Linked DNA regions of Mus musculus: region 2 is linked to region 1. Evidence: chromatin loops called from intact Hi-C (ENCODE). Cell type or tissue: left cerebral cortex. All regions are shown on one strand.

Region 1 (8,000 bases):
TATCTGTTGAGGCCTGTTTTGTGACCAATTATATGGACAATTTTGGAGAAGGTCCCATGAGGTGCTGAGAAGAAGGTATATCCTTTTGTTTTAGGATAAAATGTTCTGTAGATATCTGTTAGATCCATTTGTTTCATAATTTCTGTTAGTTTCACTGTGTCCCTGTTTAGTTTCTGTTTCCACGATCTGTCCATTGATGAAAGTGGTGTGTTGAAGTCTCCCACTATTATTACGTGAGGTGCAATGTGTGCTTTGAGCTTTACTAAAGTGTCTTTAATGAATGTGGCTGCCCTTTCATTTGGCGCATAGATATTCAGAATTGAGAGTTCCTCTTGGAGGATTTTACCTTTGATGAGTATGAAGTGTCCCTCCTTGTCTTTTTTGATAACTTTGGGTTAGAAGTTGATTTTATCCGATATTAGAATGGCCACTCCAGTTTGTTTCTTCCATTTGCTTGGAAAATTGTTTTCCAGCCTTTCACTCTGAGGTAGTGTCTGTCTTTTTCCCTGAGATGGGTTTCCTGTAAGCAGCAAAATGTTGGGTCCTGTTTGTGTAGCCAGTCTGTTAGTCTATATCTTTTTATTGGGGAATTGAGTCCATTGATATTAATGATATTAAGGAAAATTTATTATTGCTTCCTTTTATTTTTGTTGTCAGAGTTGGCATTCAGTTCTTGTGGCTGTCTTCTTTTTGGTTTGTTGAGGGATTACTTTCTTGCTTTTTCTAGGGCGTGATTTACATCCTTGTATTGCTTCTTTTCTGTTATTATCCTTTGAAGGGCTGGATTAGTGGAAAGATAATGTGTGAATTTGGTTTTGTCGTGGAATACTTTGGTTTCTCCATCTATGGTAATTGAGAGTTTGGCCGGGTATAGTAGCCTGGGCTGGCATTTGTGTTCTCTTAGTGTCTGTATAACATCTGTCCAGGATCTTCTGGCTTTCATAGTCTCTGGTGAAAAGTCTGGTGTAATTCTGATAGGCCTGCCTTTATATATTACTTGACCTTTCTCCCTTACTGCTTTAATATTCTCTCTTTATTTAGTGCATTTGTTGTTCTGATTATTATGTGTTGGGAGGAATTTCTTTTCTGGTCCAGTCTATTTGGAGTTCTATAGGCTTCTTGTATGATCATGGGCATGTCTTTCTTTAGGTTTGGGAAGTTTTCTTCTATAATTTTGTTGAAGATATTTGCTGTCGCTTTAAGTTGAAAATCTTCATTCTCATCAACTCCTATTATCCGTAGGTTTGGTCTTCTCATTGTGTCCTGTATTTCCTGGATGTTTTGAGTTGGGATCCTTTTGCATTTTGTATTTTCTTTGATTGTTGTGCCGATGTTCTCTATGGAATCTTCTGCACCTGAGATTCTCTCTTCCATCTCTTCTATTCTGTTGCTGATGCTTGCATCTATGGTTCCAGATTTCTTTCCTAAGGTTTCTATCTCCAGCGTTGCCTCACTTTGGGTTTTCTTTATTGTGTCTACTTCCCTTTTTGGCTCTAGTATGGTTTTGTTCATATCCATCACCTGTTTGGATATCTTTTCTTGTTTTTCTTTAAGGGCTTCTACGTCTTTGGTTGTGTTTTCCTGTTTTTTCTTTAAGGAGTTGTAACTCTTTAGCAGTGTGCTCCTGTATTTCTTTAAGTGAGTTATTAAAGTCCTTCCTGATGTCCTCTACCATCATCATGAGATATGCTTTTAAATCCGGGTCTAGCTTTTTGGTTGTGTTGCGGTGCCCAGGACTAGGTGAGGTGAGAGTGCTGGGTTCTGATGATGGTGAGTGGTCTTGATTTCTGTTAGTAGGATTCTTACGTTTGCCTTTCACCATCTGGTATTCTCTGGAGCTAGTTGTTATAATTGTCTCTGGTTAGAGCTTGTTCCTCAGGTGATTATGTTAGCATCCTTCAGCAGACCTGGGAGAGTAGCTCTATCCTTAGTTTCAGTGGTCAGAGTATTCTCTGCAGGCAAGCTCTCCTCTTGCAGGGCAGGTGCCCAGATATCTGGTGTTCGAACCTGCCTCCTGGCAGATGTTGTGTTCCACTCACCAGAGGTCTTAAGATCCCATGGAGTGTCCTGTGAGGACCTTGGGGGTGTCCAGAAACTCTGCACACAAGGAACTCCTCTGCTGGAGTGAATCGGAAGGGACTTGTGTCCCTGATCAGTTTGGTTATCTGCTTCCTTAATTAATGCAGTCTCAGGTCCTGCGTGATTGGATTGGAGCTGGCGCTGTGTTCCACTCACCAGAGGTCTTAGGATCCCGTGGGGAATCCTGTGTGGTTCCTTACAGGTGTCTGGAGACTCCGCAGGCAAGGCACCCCAGTGCTGGAGTGGGCCAGAAGGGCTAATTTTCAATTTTTGCAGCTATTTATGCAAATACAAATCAAGTTAAGAGAAAGTATTGTTCCTTTAAAGGACTGTCTTTGGAAATTTAAGAGCTTATCCTGGATTGCCTGGATAAAACCCCTTATGGCAATGTCACAGCAGATTTGTATACCAGAAACGTTATAGGCCTTACAGAGGAACAATTAGCCAAACAATCTCATTCTTTACATGATCAAGTTAGTAATAGCTTGAGACAACAATTTGTTATTTCAAGAGAATGTGCAAGTTAAATTTTAAAGACTTGTCTTGAATGTCCTCAATTTCAAACATAATGGTGTTAATCCTGGAGAGCTTATACCTAATCAATTATGGCAAATGGGTGTTACCCATATTTCTGATTTTGGAAAATTAAAATATGTACATATGATTTTTGACACATTTTCAGGCTTTCTAATTGCAATTGTTTTAACAGGAAAAGCAACTAAAAATGTAATTAGTCATTGTTTTCCTATGCTGGATGTTCCAAATCAGATTAAAACAGATAATGGAATTGGCTATTGCAGTCGAGGATTTAAGACTTTCTGTCAACAATTTAACATTACCCATATTACTGGGATTCCTTATAATCCTCAAGGACAAAGGATTGAGAAACAGGTATTGTGAAACTATCTTCATAAAATAAAAAAAGGGGGAGTTATATCCCTGTATACTACAAATTTATTTAAATCACGTTCTTTTTATTCTAAAATTTTTAAAGTTTGGATGCCAAGGAACTCTCTGAGTGTCTATGGCACCCTACAACCAGGCATACTTATGCCTAGGTGAAATGGAAGGATCCATATCCTGGCACATGGCATGGTCTTCATCGGTTATTTAATACTGGAAGAGGGCTTGTTTGTGTTTTTTATTCAGGATGCTGAAGGAGCATGCTAGCTGCCAGAGTGATTGGTGTGATATGCTGATGCTAAGACAAAGAATGGTGCTGACCTGTGAGCTTTCTGACTTCCCTGACAATGGTGACATTTTGGATATATGTTCCTGACCCACCTATGCTTGCCTATATCCCACAGTGGACAAGCTGCCTTGCTCAAAGCTTTTAGACCTTGTGGGACAGAGAACATGGAGACTGGAAACCACCTTCAAAAACTTGATCAAAAAGGGAAGTTATGATTGACTCTTCTCTTTCCTTTATTGTGACCCTGACATTGGCCAAGGACAAGGAAGTAAGAATCTGATTTTAGAGTAGAAGAATGGGCTACCTCTTTATCATCCTTAGAAACAGTGATCATGGGAGTGATCTTGGAACTTTGTGTTTATTGTCTTGCTTGATCCCTTATTGTACTACTCACCCTTAATATTTGTATGCGATTAACATGGTATAAAACCAGATTCGAAACAATAAACCTGCCTCCAGTCTCAGAATTGACTGGGGTCATGCTACAATGTTGTCTAACTGACTTTTTCCTTTTAATCCTCACTCCTGTGCTGGAGAATCTGTTGACTGACTGAGCTGGCTTGGTCATGTATCCCAACATCTTTTAAGCTTATTTTGCCAAAAGGATCTCTCTGAACCTGGAACTCACCAGCTGGTAGGCTTCATGGCTAGCAATCCTCAGAGTTTCTTCAGTCTCAGTCTTCTGAGATTATATACAGATACTACCACATTTAGATTTTTATATGTGTGTTGGAAATTCAAACTAAGAACACATGCCAATTTACCTACAGTGATCTCTCCATTATTCTTTTCTGAAAATAGAGAGTTAATTTATTTGAAACGTCTCTTGCTGATGCCTATTAAATAAATATCAACTGATATGATATTACATAAAATAGTAAATATGTAACTGAGGAATCACTATTGAACTATAGAAATAGTCCAGTATGTCATTGTATTTCTTGTGCAAGTATGAAGAACTGAGTTTAAATCACTAGAATCCATGCCAAAAGCTGGACACACACTGTTCATGCCTGTAATCCCTTACTGGTACAGGAAGGCTCAGGAGGTTTGCTTAGCTGGCTAACACACAAAGTCCCAAGAAGTAAGAGATCTTATCTCAAGCAAATAAGGCAGGCCACTAGATGTCACCCTCAGTCCTTCATATCTACACAAAAATATATGTGCAACATATATATATGTGTGTGTATATATATATATATATATATATATACAGAGTCAGAAAAGAATGCATATTAACAATGATATCTATTGGTCAATCTTATGTGCTTTCCAATTTAGACAAATATGAAAGGTACAGAATAATTATAAATTAACACATTTAAAATAAGAGACTAGTATACTGAAATGTGTGATGTCAGAGACAATTTCTACTATATTTTGTTGAGTACTCTGCTTTTATTTGTATTATCTATATCTTGTTTATATCCCAAAACATTTTTATTTGCTAAAACCATTTTTCCTATTTCCATGTTTGAAAACAATAGGTCAATTTGCTATTTATTTTTCAAACCTGAAGTATTTAGGATAAAAGTGACAAGAACCAACCTGTCTACCATTTATTCATTGTCACCAACAGCTGTGTCATGTATGAGCAGCAGGATCATTGTTTACAAAGCACACAGTCCCCCAGGAGCCACTAACACTAACCTGTAAAACCTATTTAGCTTGCTTCAACTTCATGATTTCCTAGAAATTATATTTTTCTGTTAAGAAGAATGAAGCCTCAAGCTCAGGATCTAATGCATCTCCACAATAAGATTTTAATGTCCAAATGTATTTTGTCCAGCAAATCTCAGCAAATCATTAACTCCTTAGTGTTCAATATAACAGTGAAATGTTTGTCTTTGAGACAAAACTATATCAGACTTACTTAGAAAAATGCAATGCAGGGCTCAGGGGATAGTTAAAATTAGTACAGTGCTTGCCACTCAAGTGTGAGGACATGAGGTCAAGCTTACACACACACACAAACACACACACACACACACACACACACACACACACACACACACACAAAGCCTTTGTCAAGGAGTCATGAACTCTAAGAAGTTTGTAATGGTGAAAACAAAAGGTGTAGTCTTATATTTCAAACTTATTTAAACATTAAATTTAGCTATCAAAAATCATTTGTTAATTGTATCTTTTTCGAGTTTGGCTTTGATCTAGAGATATTAGGAGAATATTATTACAAACATCATACAGTATCTATATCTAAGATTCTTTTTTAAAACTAAAATTAAAATTTCTGGTATACACAAGGGTACAAAGGAATTGAGCAGAAACTGTAAGGGAAAATCAAGACTTAGCTTTTTTCTTTTCATACACTGCCTCTTGAATGAAAATACCAGAGGTTAATGTGGAACCTTATTGGAAGGGAATAAACTCAGCCCTTATGTGTGTCATAACCTAAGAAGCTTGGGACTACATAATTTCCCTTTTAAAATAAAAGTACATTAATTATTGGTAGCTTTTAATTAAGATTCTAGTGTAGAATATTTTATGTTCAAATAGCTTTGAGACACATTGCCCTATCGCCTAGACTTCTATTCTGTGTTCTCTCATGGACTCAGTGATGGAAAAATCAATCCCAAACAGAGACAGTCTATTTCAGCTTATACAAATGGAGAATATATAGAGAAAGACATGTCAAAATGTAAAGATCAATCTTACATAGAGCCTTACTTAAGAAGTGTGTGATTTAAAGCAGATGTACAGGAAAATATGCTTTTAATAATAAGACTAATAATGATAAAAACATCTGGGCTGAAGCTGTGTATATCCTATCGCGAATGGAATAAGTGAATGAGAGTCAGAGGGGAATGGAAACAGGAAAGGAATATGACAAATGCTGTTTGGGATCCTGTAGGCATTTGTAACACTTGGGATTTTTGTTATGTTAACGGCAATGTAAAGGCTTAAGTTACAATCTGATTTAATGATTACAATTATGTAAAATAAAAACAAAAGCATAAAACAAACAACAACAAAGGGATCCTGACTTCTGTTTGGGGAATGAACATAGAGATCAATACAAGTGTGCCTTAGTTTTTAGCTATACAGTGATGTAAACAAGAGATAATGTTTTTATAAATTAATGTTTGATTATAAAATAAGTGGTTTTAAGGTAATCTTGTACAAGTTTCAAATACTATTTGGGACATATTTGACTCTAGGAATTAAAAATTTTTGTTTAATATAAAATTATGTAATTCAATGTACTGGTGATGACTTAAGAATGTTTGACAGCACAATTCCGGTCACCGCCAGCACCTGGGTGGCTTGAGCGCAGAGTCTATGGACACCCGCAAGGTACCCACAGAACCCTCCACTGGATCTTAAGACCTCTGTGAGTGTATCACGAGTTCTACCAGGAGGCAAGGTCGAACACCAGATATCTGGGCACCTTCCCTGCAAGAGGAGAGCTTTCCTGCAGAGAGTACTCTGAACACTGAAACTCAGGAGAGATCTAGTCTCCCAGGTCTGCTGATAGAGGCTAACAGAATCAAGAGAGGAACAAGCTCTAACCAGAGACAACTAAAACAACTAACTCCAGAGATTACCAGATGGCGAAAGGCAAACATAAGAATCTTACTAGAAGAAACCAAGACAACTCACCATCATTAGAACGCAGCACTCCCACCCCACCTAGTCCTGGGCACACCAACACACCTGAAAAGATAGTCCCTGACTTAAGAGCATAGCTCATGATGATGGTAGAGGACATCAAGAAGGACTTTAATAACTCACTTAAAGAAATACAGGAGGATGCCCTCCAGGTCCATCCATTTGGCTAGGAATTTCATAAATTCATTCTTTTTAATAGCTGAGTAGTACTCCATTGTGTAGATGTACTACATTTTCTGTATCCATTCCTCTGTTGAGGGGCATCTAGGTTCTTTCCAGCTTCTGGCTATTATAAATAAGGCTGCTATGAACATAGTGGAGCATGTGTCCTTCTTACCTGTTGGGGCATCTTCTGGATATATGCCCAGGAGAGGTATTGCTGGATCCTCCGGTAGTACTATGTCCAGTTTTCTGAGGAACCGCCAGACTGATTTCCAGAGTGGTTGTACAAGCCTGCACTCCCACCAACAATGGAGGAGTGTTCCTCTTTCTCCACATCCTCGCCAGCATCTGCTGTCACCTGAGTGAGGTAACACATTCACAAAGAAACTCACACAATATGTATTCACTGATAAGTGGATATTAGCCCCAAACCTAGGATACCCAAGATATAAGATATAATTTGCTAAACACATGAAACTCAAGGAGAATGAAGACTGAAGTGTGGACACTATGCCCCTCCTTAGATTTGGGAACAAAACACCCATGGAAGGAGTTACAGAGCCAAAGTTTGGAGCTGAGATGAAAGGATGGACCATGTAGAGACTGCTATATCCAGGGATCCACCCCATAATCAGCATCCAAACTCTGACACCATTGCATACACTAGCAAGATTTTATTGAAAGGACCCAGATGTAGCTGTCTCTTGTGAGACTATGCCGGGGCCTAGCAAACACATAAGTGGATGCTCACAGTCAGCTAATGGATGGATCATAGGGCTCCCAATGGAGGAGCTAGAGAAAGTAGCCAAGGAGCTAAAGGGATCTGCAACCCTATAGGTGGAACAACATTGTGAACTAACCAGTACCCCGGAGCTCTTGACTCTAGCTGCATATATATCAAAAGATGGCCTAGTCGGCCATCACTGGAAAGAGAGGCCCA
Region 2 (8,000 bases), 810 kb after region 1:
TGATTCTTTGTTTTTGGTCAGATTTTTATTTTATGTGATTGCTTGGTGGTCTGTGGGATGCACAGGAGATGTAAACAGTGAGGCTACATCTGATATCTGTTGCATCACTAAGAATAAGACTGGGGGATTGGATCTAGGAGAACAGAGAAAGAGGAAAAAGTGGACAGCCTACATGGTTTTCTAGCAAGTGTAGCCTGTGATTTAGCTGAGGGGAGATGGTGCCTGCTGGATTTAGTCCTGGGATATAGCCATGTAGTTGGGGGAGGGAGATTAGAAAAGGATGATCTATGGGATAAACAGGAGATGTGAACAGGAGGAAGGGAGGTTACTTCTAGTTTTCTGTTTCATTGTTAGGGATGTGACTGATTTATTGGTTCTGGGGAAACAAGAAAAGAGAATAAAGTATGTGGGCAGCCTACTTGTTTATCTAGCAGGTGTGGTCTATGGTTTATGAGATATTTCCACATGAATGATGTTGAAGGGTCTAGCTCATAGCTTTTATTCTGTAAAGGGATAAAATGAATGAGGAGTCAGCGTTGGAACACAGTCAAAAGAACAGCCCACGGTGAACAATACCACGGGGAACTGTGAGAGAGTTTCGAGGGAAAGAGCAGAGGACCTTTATCTCAGGTATATTTTGTTCCCTGTATTGTTCTTAGACCTGATTTCACTACTGCTCTGACAAACATTTGCATTCAACTTATAAGACATGTTTATTCTTGTTGAATATCAGAGCATAGCTTTATAACACAATGTGGTCAACATACCCTGAATCTGGATATGACCTTTTGCCTTGCTTTTGTGCTTTCTCAGGTATAATCTATAGTATGTGCCTGGGAATTGTTGTTAAATTGGTCTGTTTTGAGAAAATTCTGGCAAAAGGCTACTCTGTTAATATTTAGTATGTGTTGATTGGTGTTTATTTACAATGTTTTTCTCATCATGCTTTTTCTGAATTCTAACAAATTTTCTTGAATTTTTTACATTCATGTATAAAAGTACACGAAAACTGAAATAAGGTTGTCTACAGCATCAGACTGTATTCTAGCCTATTCTTCCAGCAGAGAAGATCTGCATAGATCATCCAAAATCTCAACAGGGCAGAAAGATAACCCAGTAGGCAAAGGTGCTTCTTGCCAAGCCTGCCCATCTAAATTTAATCTCAATCCAAATGGTGGAAGGTGAGAACTGACTCCTGAAAGTTGTCCTCTGGCCTCCACATGCAGCCCTTGACATACAAAATAAAAGAACATGAAAATAACTAAGTGACAAAGACAATATTTGGTAATGAAGGGGCTAAGTAATACAAAATACCATCATGGGCTTTAATTTCAGGTACAGTCTGGTAAAATGGGCCCTTTGCAAGTTCCTCTGGAACTTCACTCAGCTCATGCCACAAGTCCGTTACTTGCTCCTGAGGCAGTGGAAGGTACCCCCAAGTGCAGGGCACATAAGCTCTGATGGCATGCTCTTTCCTTGTATGTTTCCCTTCTATGTACATAAAAGAAGTACAGTCTAGATTAATGGTAAATGCATAATAATATATAATCTAACAATAAAGTGGTTATATCACTATTAAAGATATATTTTTCAAGATTATATGTACTAAATGCATACATGACTGGCAATATAGTAGGTTTCTTTGTCACCAGAACAAATAGAAAACAAAATGTTCTATGACTTTTTCATTTCTATCACACCACTAGGTAATAGGAAGTTTTGGGGCTTCGTAATAATTTTCTTTATCTTCTCATACAAGTCTGTTTGGCCTGGGTGGTGGTTGATAAAATTATCTGTTTTCTGTAAATGACTATAGTGTGAAAGACTAGAATTTAAGACTATTTCAGATTTGATATATCAATCCAAAAGTCTGTCATTCTTAAGTATACCATTACTTAATATTTGAAAATAATTCATTTTCCCCCTTGTTTTCATATTAGAAGAGTTTTCTGCTTGAAATAAGTATACGCTTGTTCGAATAAAAGCATTTCCTGCCTCTATTAAACTTGTATTACTTTGTGAATGACTTCTGATCAGTTGGACACAAGAAGTGATAAGAAATAAAGAATCAGGCAGAACCTGAAAGCAAGAACAATTGAGCAAATGAAATCCCTAAGGTCCCTGGAAACACTAGGAGTCAATGAAATTCTTGCCCTAGTTAGAAAAGTAAATAAATAAATAAATAAAACAAACATTGTGATAAAAACCAACCCTCAAAACAAGGTCTGAAGGGATTCACACGCTGGGTCCCACTTGAATACTGTGAAACTCTTCTCTGCTTTTAATTGTTTCCTACACTCAGAGGGCTTAGTCTCCCTGAGCCTCTGGATAGATTGAGGATGGGGCTCTACAGGGATCAAGAAGCCGTTTGAAGTTCCACAGATGTAGGATGATTTAGCTTCTCATGACAAAGGAAATCACCCCAGGTCCCAGCAGATATACAACAACCTCTGTGTGTGATTCTGACTGAAAAGGAAGAGCAAGTAGGATCTGAAGCTGCAAACTAGATACCCAATTCTAGGGGAAAGGAGAAGACTATGGTGGGGAGTGCACACCTACAAAGACGAAACTGATAGCAGAAGGAGGGAACTCTGTCTTTCATCTTTGAGTCATTTATAATCCACTCTTCCTGTAAGTGTTCATATCATCTCTTCCTGCGTCTCTCAGTTTTGTATTGTCCTCTCTCCAGGAATGCAGAGATATAGATTTAGTGTGGAAAATGACTATGGGGGCTTCCTTCTCCTTTAGAAGGATGCCCAGGTTCCTTTCCCCATTCTCTGTCTCACAGACATGTTGGAATGGAGCTATTTTTTGTTCCCAATTAATTGAACATCTGTCCTATTCTGAGAATTATAATGTGATTATGCATAAAAAGTTAGTTTTAGTGTATTCTTTACAGAGAGAAAAACAATTATGAGACAAAGATATATAAAAGTAAGCAACCTGACTCCCTGGAGACTGGAAACAGTTCTTGTAGTATGGCTCAATTTGTCTCATGTGTTCCTATGGGGTGACTTTCTAAAAGTTGCATTCCAGTTTTGTTTGGTCTTGGCCAAACCCTGCTTCTTTGAATGATCCCATCTGGACTTAAGTTAGGAACTACTACCTCTATGCAGGCATCTTCTTAAAATCTCTAACACAAAGCTACCTATAATAAGTATAATCACAATAAATGATTGGATAAAATCACACTATGTATCAATGCTTTCCAAAACTGTTATCTTATGTACTTTTTACAGTGACTTTGTGAAACAATGGTTATCATTTAACCAAAACCAAGCCCAAGGTGGTCCTCATCCTATACCAACCTAGACAAAAAATCTTAAAAATATTTCCTCGTATCTTCATTCTCTTATGGCCCCCTCTCCCAGAAGATAGCAATAGAAGTCTATAATTCTCAAAGTTGTTTCATGAACATTGTCATATTTAAACTTCACAGTGCTTCTAGGGTGGGGATATATTCTAATTTAATCAACAATAATCATTTAGTGGGTGGTTGATAGGAAAAACACACAGTTTCAAGTTTACTTCCTCATCTATTTTGCCTTGATTTCTGACTGCAAAATATTACCTTTATTTATTCATTATTTTCTCACAGTTTGAAGCTCACATATCACAACCCACAGTTTTCTAGACTACCTGTTTAAATGTGTTTGCTAAGAATGTGTTCAAATACTAAGTACTTAAATGACAGCTATTTGTTGTGCATTAATTGCAGGCTCTGAAACATCCCAGGAGGCTATGCAGAATGATGCATAGCATGAGAGCCACCCAGTGGCCAAGACCTCTTCTACAGTTAGGAATAAATTCAAACTAACCTCTTTGGAAATAGAGGATAGTAAAAAACAAAAAAAGAAATCTGACTTCCTTCCAGCTAAAAACACAGAGAACTAAAACTGAAAGAACTTGATAGGATACGCTGTCTATGAACATTATCAAATGGCACTAGGGAAATAAGACAGTTGAACTAATGAATTATGCCACATTAGGCACTCCGTGAAAAGGAAACATGGTATAAGCCCAGTACCTATACACACCATTATATGTAATTCTGGAATATGGTATCTAAGGCTATAAAAATGATCATATATAATTTTGTATTAATTCAAGTATTTTTATACTACACATTTTATAGTTTCTGTTACAAAAATATCTAATAACCACACCTTTGAGATAGACAACTAGCCACAAAACTCTCGAAAAGATGTCTGAGTCTCAGGAGCTTGCTTCTATCCTTCCATAGACAGAAAACAGCACAGAGCAGGAGTGTGTTGTCAGCAGCAGGATGAGAGGAAACTCATCAATTGTTGTATTGTTGTATTGTTCTAAGAAAGCTGTGACCCCCAAGTTCACATCTGATAACCATGTAGTCTGTTTGATGAACTCTTTGAATAACTCTGCAAATGATTGGATAATCAGAAAATAATAATCAAATAATCAGAAACTTGAGTTTTCAGGTCATTTTGTTAAACATCACAGAAAATCAGGAAGGATTATCATACTAATACTCACTAATCGCAAGTATTTCTAGGAAAATACTTAAAATTCAATTTTAACATCATCTGCGATGATTAGACAAGTCTAATGAAACTAAATTTAAATTTGATTCTCTTCTAAAATAAATTGTTAAATTTAGTGTGTGTGTGTGTCTATTTATGTGGTGTGTGTGTGTGTGTGTGTGTGTGTGTGTGTGTGTGTGTGTTTAGTTTCCCTTTTGAAGTATGCAGAGATAGAACTATAGCGATACAGTGCAAGACATTTTCCTGTATAGTGAACTAATGGGCTCATGAGTTCACTCTCCAGTTAATCTCTTAGAAAAGACTATTTGATGCTCTTTCTTTAGTTAACCTTTGATTCACTGAGGCCAAACTTACTGCCTCCAGACTCAGTAGGGAGTCCTTACCAAAAAGTGCACCCTAACCAGGTGTGTTCTATCTACACGCACTCCTGAATATCAATTAATCAAGCATTTTTTCCTGCATGATGTATCTAGTATTGTGTAATGATGGGTATTGTTTCATAACCATGAACAGGCCAAGAGACTGACTTTAGATTTTATCACAAATGATGATTAGCATATTAATGTTGAATTTATTATATTTATTCTGCTTCATTGTTTTCATGTATAGTTGACAGTTGTTTCCACCAAGACCACCTCTGAAGATAATGGATAATTACACACTACTCAATGAATTCATTCTTCTCGGAATACCCCAGACACAAGGACTGGAGACTTTACTCTTTGTGGTGTTCTTATTCATATACTTCTTCACCTTGCTCGGAAATTCACTCATCTTTACAGCAATCATTTCTTCATCTACCCTTCACACACCTATGTATTTCTTCTTGGGACTTCTATCCGTTTTTGACATGTTGTTCCCATCAGTAACCTGTCCCAAGATGCTATTTTATCTTTCTGTAAGGAGTCCAGCCATCTCTTACAAAGGATGTGCCGCCCAGCTCTTCTTTTATCACCTTCTGGGTTCTACTGAAGGATGCCTCTATTCTGTGATGGCCTATGATCGTTATGTTGCGATATGTCACCCACTGAGATACATGCTTATCATGAAGCCTGGAGTGTGTGTGAGCTTGGTAATAATAGCTTGGTTAGTGGGCTGTCTTCATGCCACCATCTTGACCTCTTTAACCTTTCAATTAGTCTACTGTGCATCCAACCAAGTGGACTATTTCTTCTGTGATCTTCCTGCAGTTTTACCCCTGGCTTGTACTGACAGTAAGTTGGCCCGGAAGGTGGGTTCCATCAATGTTGGCTTTCTGGCTCTGATGCTTCTCTTCAGTGTTTGTGTCTCTTATGTACACATTGGGGTTGCCATTCTGAGGATCCGTTCAGCAGAGGGCAGGCAGAAAGCATTCTCCACCTGCAGTGCCCACCTCACTGCCATTCTCTGTGCCTATGGACCTGTAATCATCATCTACCTGCAGCGCACACCAAACCCTCTGCTTGGGGCTGTGGTGCAGATATTAAATAATATTGTCTCACCCATGCTCAACTCTTTAATATATTCATTGAGGAACAAGGAAGTGAAGAGATCCTTAAGGAGAGTTTTCCAGAATATAACATTTCATGGTCAGAAATGAATTGTACACTTAATGATGGTATACAAAACTTTATCTCTTAGCTTCTTCTTCCTTCAGCAGATGGGAACAAATACAGAGACCCTCAGCCAGATATTTACCAGAGAATAAGAGCCTTGGAACACTCAAACCTAAACAGGATATCTCTATCTAATTCCTCCCCTTTGGACTCAGAAAACCCAGAGGAAGAAGAGACAGAGTGTTAGAGCCGGAAGGCATGAGCAACACCACAGAAACAATGGCCACTAAATCAACATGAGCAAAAATCATATGAACTCACAGAGGCTTAGGCAGCAAGCAAACGGCCTGCATGGGTCTGCACCAGGTGCTCTGCTTGTTCATTATGGCTTCCAGTTTGGTGTTTTTATGGGTCTGCTGAATGTAAGAACCAGTGGGCCTCTGTTTTTTGTATCTTCTGTTGTGTTCTTTTCCTTGTGTTTGTATGTTTTGTTCCAAAGTGTTACTTGGTGTTTTGTATTAAATCTTATTTTATTTTATTATTTAAAAATGACCTAACATTTTTTTGCAACAGTAAGATGTTATATGGTCACACAATCTGCCCCAAATTACGTTAAATTTCCTGTCAATTTAAATTAAATTTGTTGTTTAGATTGCTTTGTTGTTTTGAAGAAATAGGAGTAGTTGTATTTTCTACTCCTGAATATGAACCCTTTAAAGAAAACAATCATCAAAGCACATAGAGATATTAAAAGACAACAAAACCTCAAAAAACCCCTCTCTGCAAATAAGATTTGCCTCTTAGTATAAACCTTTAATTCCAAGTTTTGAATAAATAAATAAATAAATAAATAAGCAGAAGATGAAATACCTGAACACATGTGGTACGCCTATAAAACTTTCTATGTTCTTCTGCCTCTACAAACCTTGCACTCCCCTAAGTAAATTCATAGCCAGCTACAGAGGTAAGTAGGCCTGAATTATGTTTAAGGAATCCAAGGGCATAGGAAGAAACAACAGAGAGGTTTCTGACATCTACAGTCCTCAGCACAGACATATGTCCTGGATGAAGATTGGAGACCGTTGTGATGCTATTCATCCCTCCGCTGTGTCAGATCAATCTCATGCCATACTTCCGCTTTACTTAGGAGGGGGTTACTCTGGATTTCTGCCCACAGGCATGTCAGTTCCCTGCTTATGGAAGAATAACATGGGGGGTTTATAAGACTTGGTATTGTCTGGTCACTGTGATGCCTTCTCATAATTATCATCGCCATACATGTACACATGTGTCCTCTGAAGTAAAATTTATCTTCTCTATGAAAGAGTTCTCAGTATTATAAATCTCAAATAACAGACACAAAATCTCACATGAATGGGCATTATGGACCTGAAACACATATCTTAGTTCACTAAGAAACTTCTGTTCCCAATTGCTCACCCCTCCAGGAGCTGACCTTCATGACGAGCTTAAAATACCCCATAATTTTTCCAGAGAGCTTTTGATATTACAAACTTCTTTGGGAACTGTCTTATAATACATACTGTGGACAGGTCCTGGATACACTCTGGCCTCACTGAAGACTCAATTTTCATATATGTGTTTGTTTGTTTTTTTCCTTTAGCAAAAGTAGTTAGAATCTGAACTCCTGCAACAGTCTATTGATAGTTAAACCTCAACTGGGCCAAGTCCAGTGCCTCCCTTCTTTGTATTGTGCTAGCAACTTGATGCTGATACAAAATGTAGTTTTTTGCTTGTCTATTTGTTTGTCTGTCTGTCTGACTATTTTCAGAGCATGGCTCTTTAGGATTTCTTCCTGGTTTTAGCATTCTTGAACCCAATTCTTCCAAGATAATGTTATCTCTGCTCTGACAAACTTGGCCTGTAGAATTAAGTTATTTGAAGAAGAATAGTCTTTGGGCTCCCCATGAAGATCTCCAATCTA

The links. Peaks named below come from ENCODE experiments on the same cell type or tissue, not always from the same donor. Only the 100,000 strongest peaks of a DNase experiment are listed, where the experiment ranks them.
Region 2: it touches region 1 in a loop (7-fold over the local background); 2 of 42 quality-filtered maps call a loop at or near these places.

What each region holds. Positions count from the first base shown.
Region 1 is chr9:38,801,514-38,809,513 of GRCm38, forward strand. No RefSeq gene overlaps it. Among named protein-coding and RNA genes, the nearest start is that of Olfr922, 9.9 kb to the right of the region's middle. In left cerebral cortex, a CTCF peak has its summit at 4,382 (motif pointing right); a DNase peak (open chromatin) is centred at 4,374.
Region 2 is chr9:39,608,403-39,616,402 of GRCm38, forward strand. Olfr148 (olfactory receptor 148) reads left to right here and starts at 5,167. Exons shown (of 1, transcript NM_146505.1): 1 at 5,167-6,099. The coding sequence starts at 5,167. The coding sequence ends at 6,099. In left cerebral cortex, a CTCF peak has its summit at 3,773 (motif pointing left); a DNase peak (open chromatin) is centred at 3,763.